2 separate regions of the Mus musculus genome follow, and region 1 is linked to region 2. The links are chromatin loops, found by intact Hi-C in ENCODE. Cell type or tissue: heart. All regions are shown on one strand. Each heading gives the region's core, and the rest is flanking DNA. Links, peaks and the distances in the headings are about the cores only. Region 1 overlaps Mtmr2 (myotubularin related protein 2). Region 2 holds the start of Mtmr2 (myotubularin related protein 2).

Region 1 (8,340 bases), core at 45-8,044, 62 kb before region 2:
TATTAAAATTGATAAGATTGGTAAATTTACTCTCTGTGTACTTGTTGGGTTAATGGCCATTTAAACAGTTTTGATTTTTAGAGAATTTCTTCCAACTTTAGAGATAACTATTTTACTGTGTTTCTGTTCCTTAAATGTAACCATGCATATGCATGGGTAATTTTTTATTCAGTTTTAGTGTATAGCCCTTATATGCCAAATAGAAATTTTCACAGACTCATTGATTGATGAATTGTTCAAGTTTGAGTTGTGATGGTGAATGCCATGGTAGTGGAAGGCAGATGCGTTTCTGTATCTTGTTGGTTCCGGTTTGTATAATCCAAAACAGATTATTTAGCCATCTAGAGCCTGGGTTTTATAGTGCTAGTGAACTCAAACGAGAAATGATAATAAAAGTACTTTAAAATTCAGGCATACATAAAAGAAATCAGCAAGGAAAACTAGATAGATAAGATAGAATCGAAAAGTGACTTTTAAGGGGTTTCTGTTAGAGCTGACACTTTTTGACACTGTAAGGATGATTTCCTGTGGAGTTAGGTCTCGTATAAACTATTAATAAAGTATGAGCAAGGCTGCCATGCTCCCGAGGGTGGAGAGCTGGCATGCCATTGCCGGGAGACCCTGTCCTAAGCATGCATGAGACGGGAGGGGGTGCTCGGTGTTCTTTGTTTTTCATTCATTACTTCTGCTGTTCCCTAAAGTTCAGTCATAACTTCTGGGGAGCTTTGCCTCGTGTAGAAATTGTAAACACTTTAGAGAAAAAAATCTGCTGGTTGGAATTTTTACCAAACTCCAGGCTTTTGTTATATAGGGAGACAAAATGGCCATTGACAGAGAGTTTGAAGGAATTTGCGTCTCCCTCCACCCCCCCCAAGATTTGCTTTAAGTATTTGGGAGTTTTGCCTGCATGTTTTGTATATGTGCCACATGTGTACAATGCTTGCAGAGGCCAGAGGTACTGGACCCTCTTGATCATTTAACCTGGGAGTAAATGGTTAAAAGCTACCATGTGGGGGTTGCTGGGAACATTTTCTCTGATGGGAGCAGCAGAAAGTGCTCCTAAGCCCATCAGTCTCTCCAGCCCAGAGGAGTGTAGAAATTCTACTAAAAAGATAACGATTGCTGAAATAATTATTGCTACTTTTGAGCATTAAACAGGAAGGAATCTATTTTGCTCTTGAGTTGCTTTGGGTCTACTTTTACGGTAATCATGCTTTTAAAAGTGAACATAGCATGCTGTCATTCATTCATTAAATGGAGCTGTGTACATTCCATTTAATTTCTGAACTAGAATTTGCATACTACCTACCAGTAGTGAAACAGTGCTTCCAGGCAGTACATAGCCAACTGTGGCTTAGCAGTTCACATAAATGAGAGGCTAAAGACATACAGTACATCCATGCTGTCTCATTGAAATGATTACTACTGTATTGTACAGACTTAAATGGTGCCTCGTATGTGAGTTGTAGCTTTTATTTTACATCATTAACTCTATGCTATTTTTTTCTAGTTACAGAGTGGTCTAGAAGCAAATAGACTTATTTTTGAAGATAAGACTACTTCATGTGTTTCAACCAGCACTAGAAAAATAAAAAAAAAGAAGTCAAAACCACCAGAAAAGGTATGAAAACAATCAGTCAGAGTACCAATTTTGTGTAAAAATTTGTGTAAAAAGTACTCAAAGCTGTGTGGTATTAGAACCTTAGGAGGTAACTCTCATTCTTAGTTTCCATGTTCAAAGGTGAAGATAAGTAAGATTTACTCATGAATTCTTACCTTGGTTCTGAGGACCTATATGAAAATTGGGAACCATAGAAGATCATAAAAATACTAAAAATATTCAGCCTGTATTCATTACCTTTCTCTTAAAATGCTTTGTTCCTCTACTTAATTCTTGCATCTGTTTTGTTAGTATTCCCCACAACCTCCTTAGCCTTCAAGTAAAACGAGGTTGTTCAGCCAGCACTATACGATCCCAATATAAACAAGTGTGGTTTGAATATAAAACGTCCCCTATTAAATCACTGGAAAGTAGGCCTTGAGGTTCTTAGCCTGACCCTTTTCCTGTCCTCTATCTTTACTTCTTGACTGATGGTACAGTGTGATGAATACACACCCATTCCCAGACCTATGGTTGCCATGCTTTTTCCATAATGAGTTTTATCTTATTAAACTCTGGGCCAAGTAACTTCTTGAAGCCTGGTTTCTGCAGGAAAAAAAAGAGTGGTACACCAAGGTACCCAGTAGTTCCACAGTGAGCTGGAGTCTTGGATTAGCTCACCAAAATAAAATAAAATGATTTTCTTTTTTCTCCATCCAGAAAGGTTCTAGGACCTATTTTGGTGCACAGCCACATTACAGATTGTGCTTAGGTGATATGCCTTTTGTTGCTGGAACGGTGAGTTGTAGCTATTGTTTTTATGTTTAAAATATTTTCAGTATCTTTAGCTTTTTTTATTTCCTGTTAAACATGGATATGGGTGTTTTGCCTGTCTGTGTGTCCTGTCTGTTTTAGTACTCACGGGGGCCAGAAGAGGGTGTTGGGTCCCCCGGGACTAGAGTTATAGCTTAGAGTAACCTGCCATGTGGGTGCTGGGAATTGAACGTGGAATTCCATTGAAAGAGCAGTCAGTGTTCTTAACTGTTGAGACATTTTTTCAGACCTTATTTCAGTCTTCAGAAAACACATTTTAGGGGACATTAAAAGAAAAATCCTGCATCGGCTTTGGGAGTGCTAGAATTATAGATGTGAGCCACCATATGTAGTTCTAGTAAAACCTTGTAGAAGGCACAGCCTAAGGTTTTTTTCTTGAGTCTTTGTATAAGCCTTTATAAGTACAGTTGTGAAGTTATTTTTTACACAAACTTACTTTTTGATTTCTGTGATTATTACAAACTTTGTTTTCAATGTGAAGAAATGGGGAGTTGGGGCACTTTGACCCTGTACATGTGAAGATCAGGATACAACCTGATGGGATTTCTCTCTACCATGGGTTCTGTAGATAGAACTTAAATCGTAACACTTGTACAGCAACCATCATGGTGTCCCTATATGGTATGCTTAAATCTGTAATTATACATTTACCTATTCCATTTGACAATTGGTTCATCTTTGTATTGTCCAGTCTTGTCTAGAGTCCTTTCCACCCATTTTGTTGTCTTGGCAAATTGTCATTGAAGCCTTTAATCACAAAGGGCAAGACAAGGCTCTTTAATGTGAAGTTGTTTTATATATTCTTTAGAAGTGTTATTCCAAAAGTTTAAGAAAACACAATTGTTTACTTGAGCTTCTAACAGTAACAAAACTTTTTAAAATCTGTTCATTGCATATTAAAGTATACACATTGGCCATTAGAGAGAGAGAGAGAGAGAGAGAGAGAGAGAGAGAGAGTGTGTGTGTGTGTGTGTGTGTGTGTGTGTGTTTTACTGGCAAGTAATGAGTATTCACTCTTTCTGATGGTCATGGGCCACCTTTTCATTCCTAGGATCACCTCATTTGAGTTTGGCGTGTATGATTCTTCCCCACCACAATTAGCCAAGACAAATTAACAAATAATACAGAAACATTTTTAAACAACAAGCACATTAGGTCTTAAGTTATTCCCCTAAATCTGCATTTTAAACAAGTTAAGTCTGCTGGTGACTTATGGAGCTTAAACAAGCCCAGCCAACTATTGGAATTGTTATTTCCTATTGGAAACAAGTTCAAGAAAGCTATGAAGTTTTATTGTATTTTTATGTTGTGGCAGATAAACGTTAGCGCTTCCTACAAGAGGCAAGAAGGTCAGTTGGGTTGTTTGATTTTAGATGTGGTCTTGAACTCCACTATAGCACAGGATAAATAATTTCTGGTCCTCCTGCCTTCTTAAGTGCTGGAATTACAGGTGTGCAACAATTTATATGATGCTGGGGACCAAAGAAGGGCCTCTTACTCTTACATGCTCCTTAAGTACCTGCCAACTCAGCCACATCCCCAGCAGGGTGTTCATTACTAACTGAAGACGTTAGTACATCAGCCAAGTGTTTGATACAGGTGGATGGCTAGTTGCCAATTTGCCACAGTATAGTACATTTATGCCTTAGGATTTAGAGATGAACTCTTACTCGGGTTACAAACTAGAACCTGGCAATCAAGGACATTATTTGCTTGATTTACTTTTCTCTTTAGTCCACCAGTCCCAGCCATGCCGTGGTAGCCAATGTTCAGCATGTCTTGCATCTGATGAAACACCACAGTAAAGCCCTGTGCAATGATCGAGTTGTTAACAGTGTTCCCTTGGCAAAGCAAGCTTGCTCACGAGTTAGTAAGAGTAAGAAGTCAGTGGTGCCTCCTTCCAGCAGTGTTAATGAAGAACTTTCGGATGTCTTGCAGACTTTACAGGATGAATTTGGGCAAATGAGCTTGTGAGTTTTGACTTTTTGAATTTAAAATTACATTTAGTTCTAAAATCTCATTTTTTTCTAGCAGCTTGGATTTTTAATCCTAATTTTATTCACTGATGTTGAACATAGCCATTACACCAGCCCACTGGCTGGGAGTTAAACAAGCCTCCCTTTCTATTTTGTTAGATGTCAAATGCCAAGGCTTAGGTAAAAGCTCAGTAGTATTGAGGGTTATCCAAATATAACTAATGAGTTAGGACAGCGTTTGAAAGCCAGTGTCCCAGAGGATTTACTTTATAAGTGATGCTGATGGGAGAAGCAGATAAAAGTTTATATTAGCCTGCAACCCTGGATGGACCCAAATTTGTCTGGGATTAAGAATACTTGCATGTATCTTCATTTTTGTAAACCTTTGTTTTTATTTATGTATATATCACATGTGTGCAGGTCCCCAAGGAGGCCAGGAGAGGGCATCAGAGCCCCTGGAGCTGAAGTCACAGGTGGTTATGAGCCACCCATGTATAGAGCAGCAGTTTGTTAAAAGGAGTTATTTTTTAAGAGTGGTGAATCCCATAGTGAAATATAAAGGACATAACTTAAAAATGAGGAACTGAAGGTAGTCTCCCTTGTGGTTTGTATGCAGTGATCATCAGCAGCTTACTAAACTCATACAGGAATCACCAACTGTGGAACTAAAAGACAACCTGGAGTGTGAATTGGAGGCATTAGTGGGAAGAATGGAAGCGAAGGCCAATCAGATAACTAAAGTTCGAAAATACCAAGCCCAGGTGACTCCTGCCCTTCTGTCGTTTTTTCCCCCTTCATGTATATTAATTGATGATGCTTAAGCTGTTTCTGGAGATTTTCCTAACAGTCTGTGTTAAGAAGTGTTAGTTCTTATATTTCATATAAGATGTGTCTTTACTGACTATATTTAATATCCTTGGCTTTATGAACAAAACTAAGTGGTTTAGTTTGACTAAATTGTCTAAAAATACAGCTAGAATTTTTAATTTTCAAAGTCAGATTAAATATGTAAAAAAAAGTAGTATGTTTGCTCATACTAAATAATGACTAAAAGGAAAAGGGTTACTCACATTTAATAAGCCTACTTGGTGTTCTCATCTAGAGAAACAGACTGTATTTGAGATTGCTGTGAAATAGGGGTAGAACAGGGGTAGAGTCCAGCTCCTGGGTTGACAGCAATTGGAGTCTGGGTAGAAGTGGACAACTCTGAAGTAGGTTTTAGAAGTAAAAAATCCCTCTCAAGCTTCCAAATGCTGTGTGATGTGGAAGAACTATTTCACTGGCACAGAATCAAGTATATTGAGAATGCCATCTCACTTCATTTCCTTAAAACCCATTTTATAGGTGAAGTAACTGTGACTATCTCAGTAAATGAAATAACCTGCCCAAGGAGATCCTGTGTGGTTGTTGGTGCTGGACTGACAACTAACTAGTAGCTGTTAGAGTTTACAGTCTGGTCAAGCAGGGAGAATTCGAAGCCTGTCCCTCTCTCCTTAAGGAGACTTTTACAGTATTTATATAGCACTTATTTACCTGGCTGTGTATTTTACATATGTGATTTATAACTTCTGCAGATCTATGTGCTTTTAAAAAAACCCACCTAGAATCTATCACTTGAGTGTTAGAGGAAGATTATTTAAGTCAATGGTGTACTTAAGAAGTTGAGGCAGAAGAATCAAGAGTTTAAGACTGAACATAGCAAGACCTCGTATCAAAAACAAAGCTAAAAGAAAATGTTTTTATTGAATTCATTTTTTCCCTGTTTTGATTATTTGGTCAGCTGGAGAAACAAAACATAGATAAGCAGAAGAAGGAATTAAAAGCTAACAAAAAGACTCTTGATGAAGAAGGGAACAGCAGCGGTCGTTCATCTGGAGTCCCAAGGACCGCAAGTAAGAAGGATCTGGCCAAACAGAGACCTGGAGAAAAAAGCAGGAAAAATCTTCAGTTACTGAAGGACATGCAGACCATACAGAATTCACTGCAGAGCAGTAATCTGTGTTGGGATTACTGACACCAGGTCATAAATGATGTACCTCACTGGTCATAAACGATGTACGTACTGGACATGAGCAGACTTTCCAGGTCTCATGCTTGCTAAGCTGCCATTACTGGCAGGTGTTAGGGGCCAAGCTTCATTACAGTCTATTGTGCTATGTAGCACAACTGATGGAGATGGAGTTCTGCGGCAGAGAAGCCTCACTGTCTTTGAATTTGCTGTACTCATTCACTGCACTTTGTAAACAAATGACCAGTTTTTTACTCATGGGTGTGTTTTTTAAACTAGGTATATATGTAAATTGGGTTTGAAAATTCAGAATATGAGATAGTCCCCATAGTCAGTGCTTGAAGTCTTGTTTTTTAAATCTTCCCACAGCATGAAGTGACCACTACTCTCCCTTCTCCAGATGACCATTAAATGTACTGTTTTCAAGAAGACTTTGTTTTGCTTTGGTATTTTAGACATTGATCAATCATAAATTCACTTAAGTCAGTTATCCATGAAATATGTCACAATGTCTTCAGAAAAACTATATAAACAGTTGTTACTGAAGTAAATGAAATTTTGGAATAAAGAATGAGAACGTGGGTATTGTAAAATGTACACGTTTACAGTTTTTAGACAGTATCTATTTGTAATCATGTTAAGCACTGTTTAATCTTGACTTAAGAGAAGCTCATGCTTTTAGCATACAGTATGTGAATTGAATACACACATCTATCATGCCAATGTAAATTATTTAACTTTGAGTAGATCGACATGTTATAATCTTTATAAATTTGGTACTTCAAATCAATAAAGCAGTTTTTAAACTTTGCTTAACAGCCAGCTAACAAAGGCTTTATTTGTCATACAAACTCAAAAAGTGCATGTTAGTATCGTGATTGAGGAACGAGAATATCTGAGGCATGCTTGTCATCCTTGTGCTTACAGAGACCAAGCTCAGTGTTCCTGAATGGTTCAGACAGGCTGGGGAACATACTAGCCATCTACTAAGTTGAATAGCATGAATTGTTTGTTACTTGGGCACCAGAAGGCCCTATCACTTGGTGAATTTTCTAGTTAGAAACATAGATTTTTAAGCTTCATGAGTCACCTGAAATTGTATATAAATTTGTGTGTGCAGTTTTCTGATGAGGTTTGCAGGAACAATGACCTGACAACCGTGAGTCCATAGTCCCCAGGAAGGTAAGAAACTGCTCTGGTGACATGGCTCAACCACCACTTCCAACTGTTCCACTTGTGTTAATTCCTTGGATTTCAGGACAGTAAACTGTATAACTGTCATCTGAATGATGATGGCTCCAACTCCTAGTTAGAATAGTAATTGGAGGATAGTAACTCCTACCTGTCTCCAGCTGGATTCCAACTGTAGGCTTTGGGTTTTGATTCTGCTTCAGTTTCTTGTTCACTTGCAGCAGAGCTCCCTTGTATCCTGTACAAGACGCCAGCGCGGATCCCACGCTTCGTAAGAAAGGAGTGCTTTCCTTGATGTCATACTGGGGTGTGTGTGAACACCAGGAATGCAGTTGAACTCCACATAAGCACTTTTAGTGTGCACATTCCACACTCAAGATTCCTTGGAGGTCACAGAAAACATTGCAAGGTTTTGGAGTGACATATTTCTCTGCCGTTTGGGTGACCGTATGATCAGCATCCCTCTGATGTCATACCAAGATGGTCAAAGGTTTCAGGGAAGAAAGCAGACTAGTGAGGAAAGTGAACTGTTACAGAAATCTTACTTGAATGCTGGGAACATAAATACCTCCTCAAAAAAATTTTTATAGCTAAGTTTACACCAACCAAATTATTTGGTACCAATTCTTGTAAATACTGGGTATGCTGGGGTATATTCAATAGTATAGCATTTGCCTGGCAAGTGTGAGGCTCTGGGCTCAATATCCAGGTAAAATATATAAGCAAAAAAA
Region 2 (8,340 bases), core at 95-8,094:
TCTCACAAACCAGTTTTTAGATGGGTGGTGTGGTAATATTAAAGCATATTTTTAAAGTTCATTTTTTTATATTTAAAGTCCAGTACCTGTCATAACTGAATCTAGACTAAAAAGTATTCAAAGAGCTAAAGGTTATTCACAGTAGCAATAGTCTGTGAAAGAAAGTGGCTTCCACCCTGGGTGCTTAGCGCTCACCAAGGACAGCTTGCTTTTTTCAGTGGTGCCCCATCACAGTGGGAGAAATGAAGGCCAGCTAGCTGTGTGGATAGGGGACTGAAGCTATGATCCATTGGGAGGGCATCTTCCAATCTCTTATACTCTGAGTATCAGGAACCTTCTGACATCATCACTTTATTTATTTATTTATTTTATGCACATGAGCACACTGTAATTATCTTTAGACACACTGGAAGAGGGCATCGGATCCCATCACAGATGATTGTGAGCCACCATGTGGTTGCTGGTAACTGAACTCAGGACATCTGGAAGAACAGCCAGTGCTCTTAACCACTGAGCCATCTCTCCAGCCCCAACATTCATCACTTTTTAGAGCTCCATTTTTAACCTGCTTCCTGTAGAATCAGTCTTATAAATTCATTCCAGGTCCTTAATTAGCATTCAGTCATTTATTTCACCTAATTACAAGGCATAACGATAGCAAGTACTTCACATATTCAAAGCCATTTTCCCTTAAAAATGAAGAACATTCTACATTAGAATCTGGAAAATTTCCACTATTCAAAACCCTAAATCACATGCAATCTTAGACCCTGGTTGTTTTTAATACAATAGCATTAATTTGGCAGCTTCCCAAAATAAACTTCCTGCCTTCTGGACATCAGTGCCCGGCCTGTTCATTTCCTTCCCTTGGGTACAATTCAGGTTACTTTCGTTTGGTTTATTTACGCTCTCATATAATTTTTCCATTATTATGCTTTTTATAAGTATATCTTACAGTGATATATCTTATTAGGAAAAGTCTTAGAGTCTATACTTTTGAGTATGTTACCCATAGCTGCAAATAATAAATACTCAGAAAATTTCCTTTAAAGCTGAGATTTAAGAAAGAAAAAGTACACTAAGCCCAAACTCAGCTTTAATCTCAGCATTATCTTTCATACATGAACACAATCATGATAGTAAGGCTGCTGCTGGTGGTGGCTTGATTCCAGCCACCACTCTTAATTCCAGCTCTTTCGAAGCAGAGGCAGGTAGATCTTTTGATCTTAGGCCAGCCTGATCTACAGAGCAAGTTCCAGGACAGCCAGGGGTACACAGAAAAACCCTGTTTCAAAAACAAAAACAAAAAAGTCTTGATAAACGTCCTGGTGAGTGGTGAGTTCATAATAATATTGGGTCTTAAATAAAGAGAATGTTAAAGTTCTTTTAGGATCTAGAAATAGTGAAATTCAAAATAATTTTTAGATTACCAATACAATCAGTGCAAGACTCTACGCCAATAAGAACAATGTCAAGAGAGACAATCAGCCATACAGTCACCTCACCTCATCCTGAATCTATAACTTCTGACACTAGTCCTGGCCAGCTGCCTCAGAAACACACCACGAGTCACAATGGGAATACCTAAGAATGTGGTATTATATAACTATCACTACTTGAAGAAACACAGAAACCTATTTCCGGCCAACATATCACTTTAAAGTGACTTTGAAGCTAAAACTACAGAGGAGATTTTGCAACAAAATATGCTTCAGGCATCTGGGAACTCTTTACTTCTAAAGACCATGATTAAAACTCACAGAAACAGTAACCCAGGATTCATTATTTTCAAATGACGTTAACTTACAATTTAAAAGTGTAATTAAGTTGAGGGGTAGGAAGGATGGTGTCCACCTATAATTATGGCACTCAGGAGACTAGGCGTAAGAAAGCAATTGTGAATGGCCTTCAGTATATGAATATCCTCTTGCTTTGTTGGTGAAAGTTAGGCATAAATATGGGACATGGACCAAGCAATCAAATAAATTTATCAACTAGAAAGCAACTTATAAATATCAAAATAACCAAAGACAAATAAAATATTGCCCAGAATAGCTACAGCTTGAGGATATATGATGAAGAAAAGACACATTAAAATGACTGACAGGGAAAATTAGAAAATAGGAGTCAAAGTAATCAAAAGAAAAAAAAAAAAAAAAAGAGGCCTTAACAAGCTCAATAAAGACAGGGCTATGCCCAAAACAGGAAAGAAAACAAAATGCTATCAATAAAGAGCACACAGGGTGCCAGGTGGGTTCACATCCAAGGAAGCTGAGGATGAGCTTGGGGTTGCTGGAAGCTTAATGGGAGCCTGGAAGATGGAAACTAGATGTAGGTAGTAATATCGCCACCACTGAAGGGCAGGTCTAGCCGAGCCCTCACAACTGGCCTACAGTAAGTACTTATTTATATTTATATTCCAGAGTCCAACTTAAACAAAGAGTCAGAGACAGACCAACAAAATACAATAGAAACAGCAGGATGACCAGGATGTTACCTAGCAAAGGGGAGCCATATGTGTACCGAGTACCCAGGAACTGCCTCAACAGGGCAATGCCAAGCAAGAGTCACCCATCAGTGTGCACCACAGTTGATTAGAAATTTCTGAACGTTGTATACAGAAAAAATAAATGGTCTTTTCAAGCCAAAAAATCAGATCTATATGACACAGAAGGCAAAGTTAAACCAACATCTCTAAAATGACTCTCATGTAATCCATCAAACCACACTTTTAGTAGAAGCTATACTTCCCAAGCCATTCCTCCAACTCTAACACTGTGTATAACCTTAAAAAGGGACCCTGAAATGAGTTATGTTTACTTTCATATTTATGTTACTCCCAGAAAATAATTATTCAAACACAGTATTTCAACTAAATTCATCTCATAATAGAAGCATTTGAGACCATTAGGGCTTTATCAACTTCAGTTATAAACTTGGAGTTTTTCCTAAACTGAGATAATCTCCACTCTCCAACAAGTAGAAATAATTCTCATAGCTAAACTCAACAGTAATTTAAGTGAGAGCTGAAGAGATGGCTCAGCAGTTGAGAGCACTTGCTACTTTGACAGAGGACCAGGGTTCAGTTCCCAGCATCCACAGGAGGGTCACACCGACCTGTCCTCCAGTTTAAGGGAATCTCACCTCCTGGACTCCTCCATGCCTGTGGTACACATGAACTCATGCAAGTACACACACACAAAGACACTTTTAAATAGTAATACGTTTATCAATCTACTGGGTGAAAGAAATTGTGTGATACATTGAGAAATATTAAAGATGATTTTGTAGAATGTATGAAAGCAAATAAGATAATTTATTTGAGCATCTGTAAACAAACAAACAACTTTGGAGTGACCGGGCAGAAAAAAGCTGAGCTATCATAATCAAACATTAATACTTGCTTGTAGTACTTTGTAGACAAACAAAACAAAACTTGAAATAATTTAGATAAACACTTAACACAGTAAGTGGAAATAACAGTCTACCTTGCCTGTACATTCGATTCATCTGTGGCTGTCTGCCTACATTAAGCTTAAAATTTAAACTGACAAGTTCTATAATAAAGCTGTTATCTACAGTTAATTGAAGAATGCTCCAAACAGACACCACATATAATGTATATTGTGATGGTAATGTCACTGATGTTTAAGCTGAGAAGCTGACTCTGAAGGCTTCGTCCCCTCTCCATTTCAAATCTAAGCACGCTTGTCTCAGTGTCCTCTAAAGCCTCTTGTCTGGTAATGGGCTGGTCCCCAAACTGTGATTAGAGCACAAGAATGAAAATGTCACGCCCTTGACAACTGAACTCCTGATAAAGTAAAAAACGCTGCGTCCTTAAACACAACTGGAGCAAAATCTAGGACCGGAAAATGAGCGGGAATTAGAGGGGCAGTGGCCATAAAGAAACTGTATTTTCACTTCTCGCACCAAAGGCCCAGAGGAGGAAGCAAGCACTGCTCTGCTGGGCTCTCCATACCCACGGGATGCCCGCGGCTTTTGCCCTCTTCGGGGTCCAGCCTCTCTAGGCCCAGGTCTCTCCTCCGCATGCCCCGGCCTCCCTCCCGCAGGAGCAGCCTCAGTCTCTCTTCCCGCACGCCCTGGCGTCTCCATCTACACTTGCTCCCGGCCTCCGTCCCCATACGCCCGGCCTCACCTGGACAGTGAGTCCTCGCTGGGCAGCCTTGCCGCCGGGAGCTGCGCGCCGAGACTCTCGCAGCTGGAGCTCTTCTCCATGGCGCGAGAAACTGGAGGCCGCTGCGCCCTCCGCGGCCGCCGGCGCGAGATGCAGAGGGAGGAGCGCACGGGGCCGCAGCCGCGGTCAGCCCCGCGCCAGGCAGGCTCCGAGACCGGAAGCGGCCATGTTCCCCCAGCCTGCACTGCGCGCGGGGGCTGTCGGGAGTCGGGCCCCGTGGCGCTACAAAGCGGAGCGATGCGCATGCGCCTGGCCGCCCAGTGAGAGTCAGCTAACAGGAAAATCTCCAGAAGGAAGAGGACACTAGTATGTCAGAGAAAACACAAGATGTGACGGCTTGGGAGAGGTGGACTCGAGGAAAATGAGAGGAATGTGGGCGGCCTGTGGGATGAGGGGGTGAGGTATTTAAGGGTGAGGTTAGAAGTAGTGATGTGAGATCATACGTGATGTGAGAACCCATTTTGTAACGGTAACAGTGAAGCTAAGCAGACTGATCCCACGGCCTCCAGTTACCTTGCATTTACATCTGCTTCCTTCTGTGTAAGTATATTAACCTCACAGAATAACTATTGATAAATATAAAACGCCTAAAGCAATGCCTGCTTAAGCACTCAGACAGTAGTCAATATATAAACAACCTAACAAACTTAATAAATGGTAACTGTTAATGAAAGAAAACTAAAGGATGACAGACCACTAACAAGTGGTTTGTAGGAGAAAGATAGTAACAGCTACCCTGAATGGGGAGGGGAAGGGAAATTTCCATCTCTGAACAGCGTTATACAAAGGAAAGTGAGAATGGAGTTGAATTTTCAGGCCTCCAGTGACAAAAGTATGGGTTAAAGTGGCTTGAAAGTGTGTCTGTAGCTGATAAGCACATTGACACCAACCTATAAGGCATAGTAAGTATTGAAGTGAGAATGAGGGAGAAGCTGCTAAAATCACAAAAAGAATTAGACAAAAACACTACTGAATGTCATGATGTAACATGGAGAACAGACTTACCTCCGGTGTGCTGCTTCATATTCCCTTACAAAGCAGGAAGGGAGTGTGGAGATGGAATGTGATAAAGGAACAGAAACTGGGTAAAGAGGGAATGTTAATACCCGTGACTTTCTGTTACTCAGGACACAGGAAGGAAAGTACTGGAGGAATTTCTCTAATTGTGACTCTGCCTTAAACACCTCACACGTCTGGAAAGCAAAAACACAAAGATTATTTCTGTAAATAAAAGAAACTTTTAAAAAAATCCTGCTAGGATAAATATAATTGTGTTCTTACAAACTAGATTTAATTTAAAACTTGGTTTTAAAACACAATCATAATTTATAGAACCAAGGAAATAATTTGTGTACTAGCTTTCCTTTACAGTATTCCCAATGAAAGATTTATTTTGGCTGATGGTTTCAAAGATTCCAGTCCATGGTCACTTGGCTCCATTGTTTTTTGAGCCTGTGATAAAACAGAAAAGCAGAGCTGGGAACACGTGATAGAAAAATCTGTTCATCTCCAGGTGACCAGGATAAATGATAAGCAATTATTTTCATCTCTGAAATTTTTCAAGAGATTTTAATTGCACCTCTCTGATAGCCCAGGAAAATAAATAGTGAAATGAAACACTTTGACAAACACAAATATCTGTAAGATTCACGATAGAATGCATCTATTGCTTCTCTTTCTCTATCAGACTTTTTAAATGCTAATGATCGCCTAACACTTCAACTTGTGTCTTCCCAACTATGAATGTTGAAGAAGAATGAACCCTTAAATGAAAGACCCATTTCTAGCACTGTATTGGTTATTACAAACCTGGCTTCCTGGTAATATAACTTGTGCATGACCCTCTCTAGTTATTATGGAACAGTATCAAATGGAGAGGGGTTGCAACCAGAAAAGTCTGCATTGCAATCCTGATTCTGTCACTAAACTTACTTTGAATGTTTGTTGTTCATCTCTGACAACTGAACAGGTTGTTTTTCTTAACAGTCAGTTGCACAGGAAGTTCTTAGTAAATAGATCTGTTGTTATTGTTGGTTTTCTTCCCCAAGCACTCTAGCTCTACATCTAACCGGAATGAAGAAGAATAAAAAAGCAAAGAATAATTTCAGATGAAGTTTAAATCACTGCATTATTTATCTCACGCATTGCTTGTTATGTCATAAAGCCAGGAAATATGAACCTAAGACTTTTTTACACCCCAGATGCCTCATTTTTTTAAGAATACTTCAGCATCAGGTAATGGCTCAGTAAAAGGCTTGCTGTCCAACTATGAAGATGTGAACTCCATCCCCTAAGGACCTACATGGAAGGAAGGAAGGAAGGAAGGAAGGAAGGGAGGGAGGGAGGGAGGGAGGGAGGGAGGGAGAGAGAGAATGGGAGGGAGAGCTTCATGGCTCGATTGTAATCTCACTGCCAAGAGGACAGAGATGGGTGCATTCCTGCTTATTCACCTGGCCGGCCAGTCTAGTCAAATTGAGTTCAGGCAAAAGTGAAGGAGTCTGCCTCACAAAACAAGAAGTATGGTGAGCTAGTCAGTTTCTGTCAACTTGACCCAAACTAGAGTCAGCTGGGAAGAAGGAACCTCAATTAAGGAATCCCCCATTGGATTGGCCTGTGGGCATGACTGTGGAGCATTTTCTTGATTAATGATGAGTGTGGGCAGGCCCATCCCACTATGAGCAGCACCATCCCCAGGAGGGTGGTTCTAGACAACACAATAAAGCAAGCAAGCTTAAGGCTGGAGAGATGGCTCAGCAATTAAGAGCACTGACTGCTCTTCCAGAGGTCCTGAGTTCAATTCCCAGCAACCAGATGGTGGCTCACAACCATCTGTAATGGGATCTGATGCGCCCTCTGGTGTGTCTGAAGACAGCTACAGTGGTCTCACATAAATAAAAATCTTTTTAAAAAAAAGAAAAAGAAAGTTGAACCAGCCAGGCCCACCCCTAAAATCTACATCATCTGTGAACTGTTAGAATTCTTGAAAGGGCTGGTCTTGCTGCAGGATCTTCATGGCAAAGGACCATAGCAGGATAACCAGGAGGAGTCCTGGTGAAGATCCAGTAGTGATGCTGTTGAAAGGCCAAATCTTTTAAGTTCAGACTCCATTTTAGAGAACCTGACCTAAGTTTGAACTCAGATAAACTAACAGGCTGGTACCTAGCATTAGTTTCCAAGTTATTCCCCCAACAAAACCTGCACCTCCAGGTTACAAGGCCCCCCCTTGCCTAATGCCACCCATGTAGAAGGGAGCAGAAATTTAAGTTTATATGACTCCCAGCACCAGCCAATTATGTTAAAGGCCACAGTAGCTTTCCAATTAGATGTTTGCACACTTACCACCACCACCACCTCCTGTTTGCTGTTTACTATAAAGCCTTGATAGATATTCCGCCACACACACACCCCAAAAAAACCATCCTGTGTGATGGTGGTGCCCTGGGGACACCTGAGCTACCTCGAATAGAATAAAGACCCTGCTGTGAGTTGCATCAGATTGGCCCTGTCTGTGTCTTTGGGGATCACTAACATTTGTGACAGAAACCAGAGACCTTGAACCAGACCAATGAGTATTGAAATGAACATTTTCAAGAGAAAGATATGTGGACAGAAGGGTATGTTGTGGGACACACTGTGAGACATTGTAGCTTCCACAAAGAGATATTTTGTATGTGTTGTTTTGTTTGTGTATTTTTTTATTTTCTTTGGGGAAGGGGCTTGCAAATGTGGAAGGGGATGGAGAGATGAGTGGGAATGGAATACATGATGTAAAACTCACAAAGACTCAAAAGTTGAAAGGAAGGAAGAGAAAGAAAGAAGGGAGGGAGGAAGGAAGGAAGGAAGGCAGACAAACAAGCTAGCTGATCAGGTTGGGTAAAGCAAGACAGTAAATAGCTTTCTTTCATGGTTCTTGACTTCCTTCAATGATGAAGTGTGATGGGGATTCATAAGCCAATTAAGCCCTTTCCTCCACAAGACACTTTTGGTCATGGAGTTTATTATAGCAGCAAAGAACCGAACTAGGTCAGGCACCCAAAGCAGAGGAGGCTTCCATACATATGTGCATGTGCCCCTATGCAAGTACACAGATTTCCATATATACAATATACTCACAAATATACATATCCACATTTAAAAGAGAAGAA

Evidence for each region. Hi-C counts contacts between places; a loop is a spot of excess contacts. Peaks named below come from ENCODE experiments on the same cell type or tissue, not always from the same donor. Only the 100,000 strongest peaks of a DNase experiment are listed, where the experiment ranks them.
Region 1: it touches region 2 in a loop (2.2-fold over the local background); 3 of 42 quality-filtered maps call a loop at or near these places.

What each region holds. Positions count from the first base shown.
Region 1 is chr9:13,806,691-13,815,030 of GRCm38, reverse strand. Mtmr2 (myotubularin related protein 2) reads right to left here. Exons shown (of 15, transcript NM_023858.4): 15 at 6,135-8,340. Cep57 (centrosomal protein 57) reads left to right here. Exons shown (of 11, transcript NM_026665.4): 7 at 1,511-1,621; 8 at 2,321-2,398; 9 at 4,169-4,404; 10 at 5,027-5,171; 11 at 6,191-7,243. The coding sequence ends at 6,424. Among named protein-coding and RNA genes, the nearest start is that of Cep57, 16 kb to the left of the region's middle. In heart, for the core only: a CTCF peak has its summit at 4,847 (motif pointing right); no DNase peak of the experiment used is centred there.
Region 2 is chr9:13,745,217-13,753,556 of GRCm38, reverse strand. Mtmr2 (myotubularin related protein 2) reads right to left here and starts at 4,378. Exons shown (of 15, transcript NM_023858.4): 1 at 4,157-4,378. The coding sequence starts at 4,236. It overlaps Gm39291 (a long non-coding RNA gene), which reads left to right and starts at 4,355. Exons shown (of 3, transcript XR_870544.2): 1 at 4,355-4,735. In heart, for the core only: a CTCF peak has its summit at 4,280; a DNase peak (open chromatin) is centred at 4,426; H3K4me3 peaks cover 2,460 bases; H3K27ac peaks cover 1,917 bases.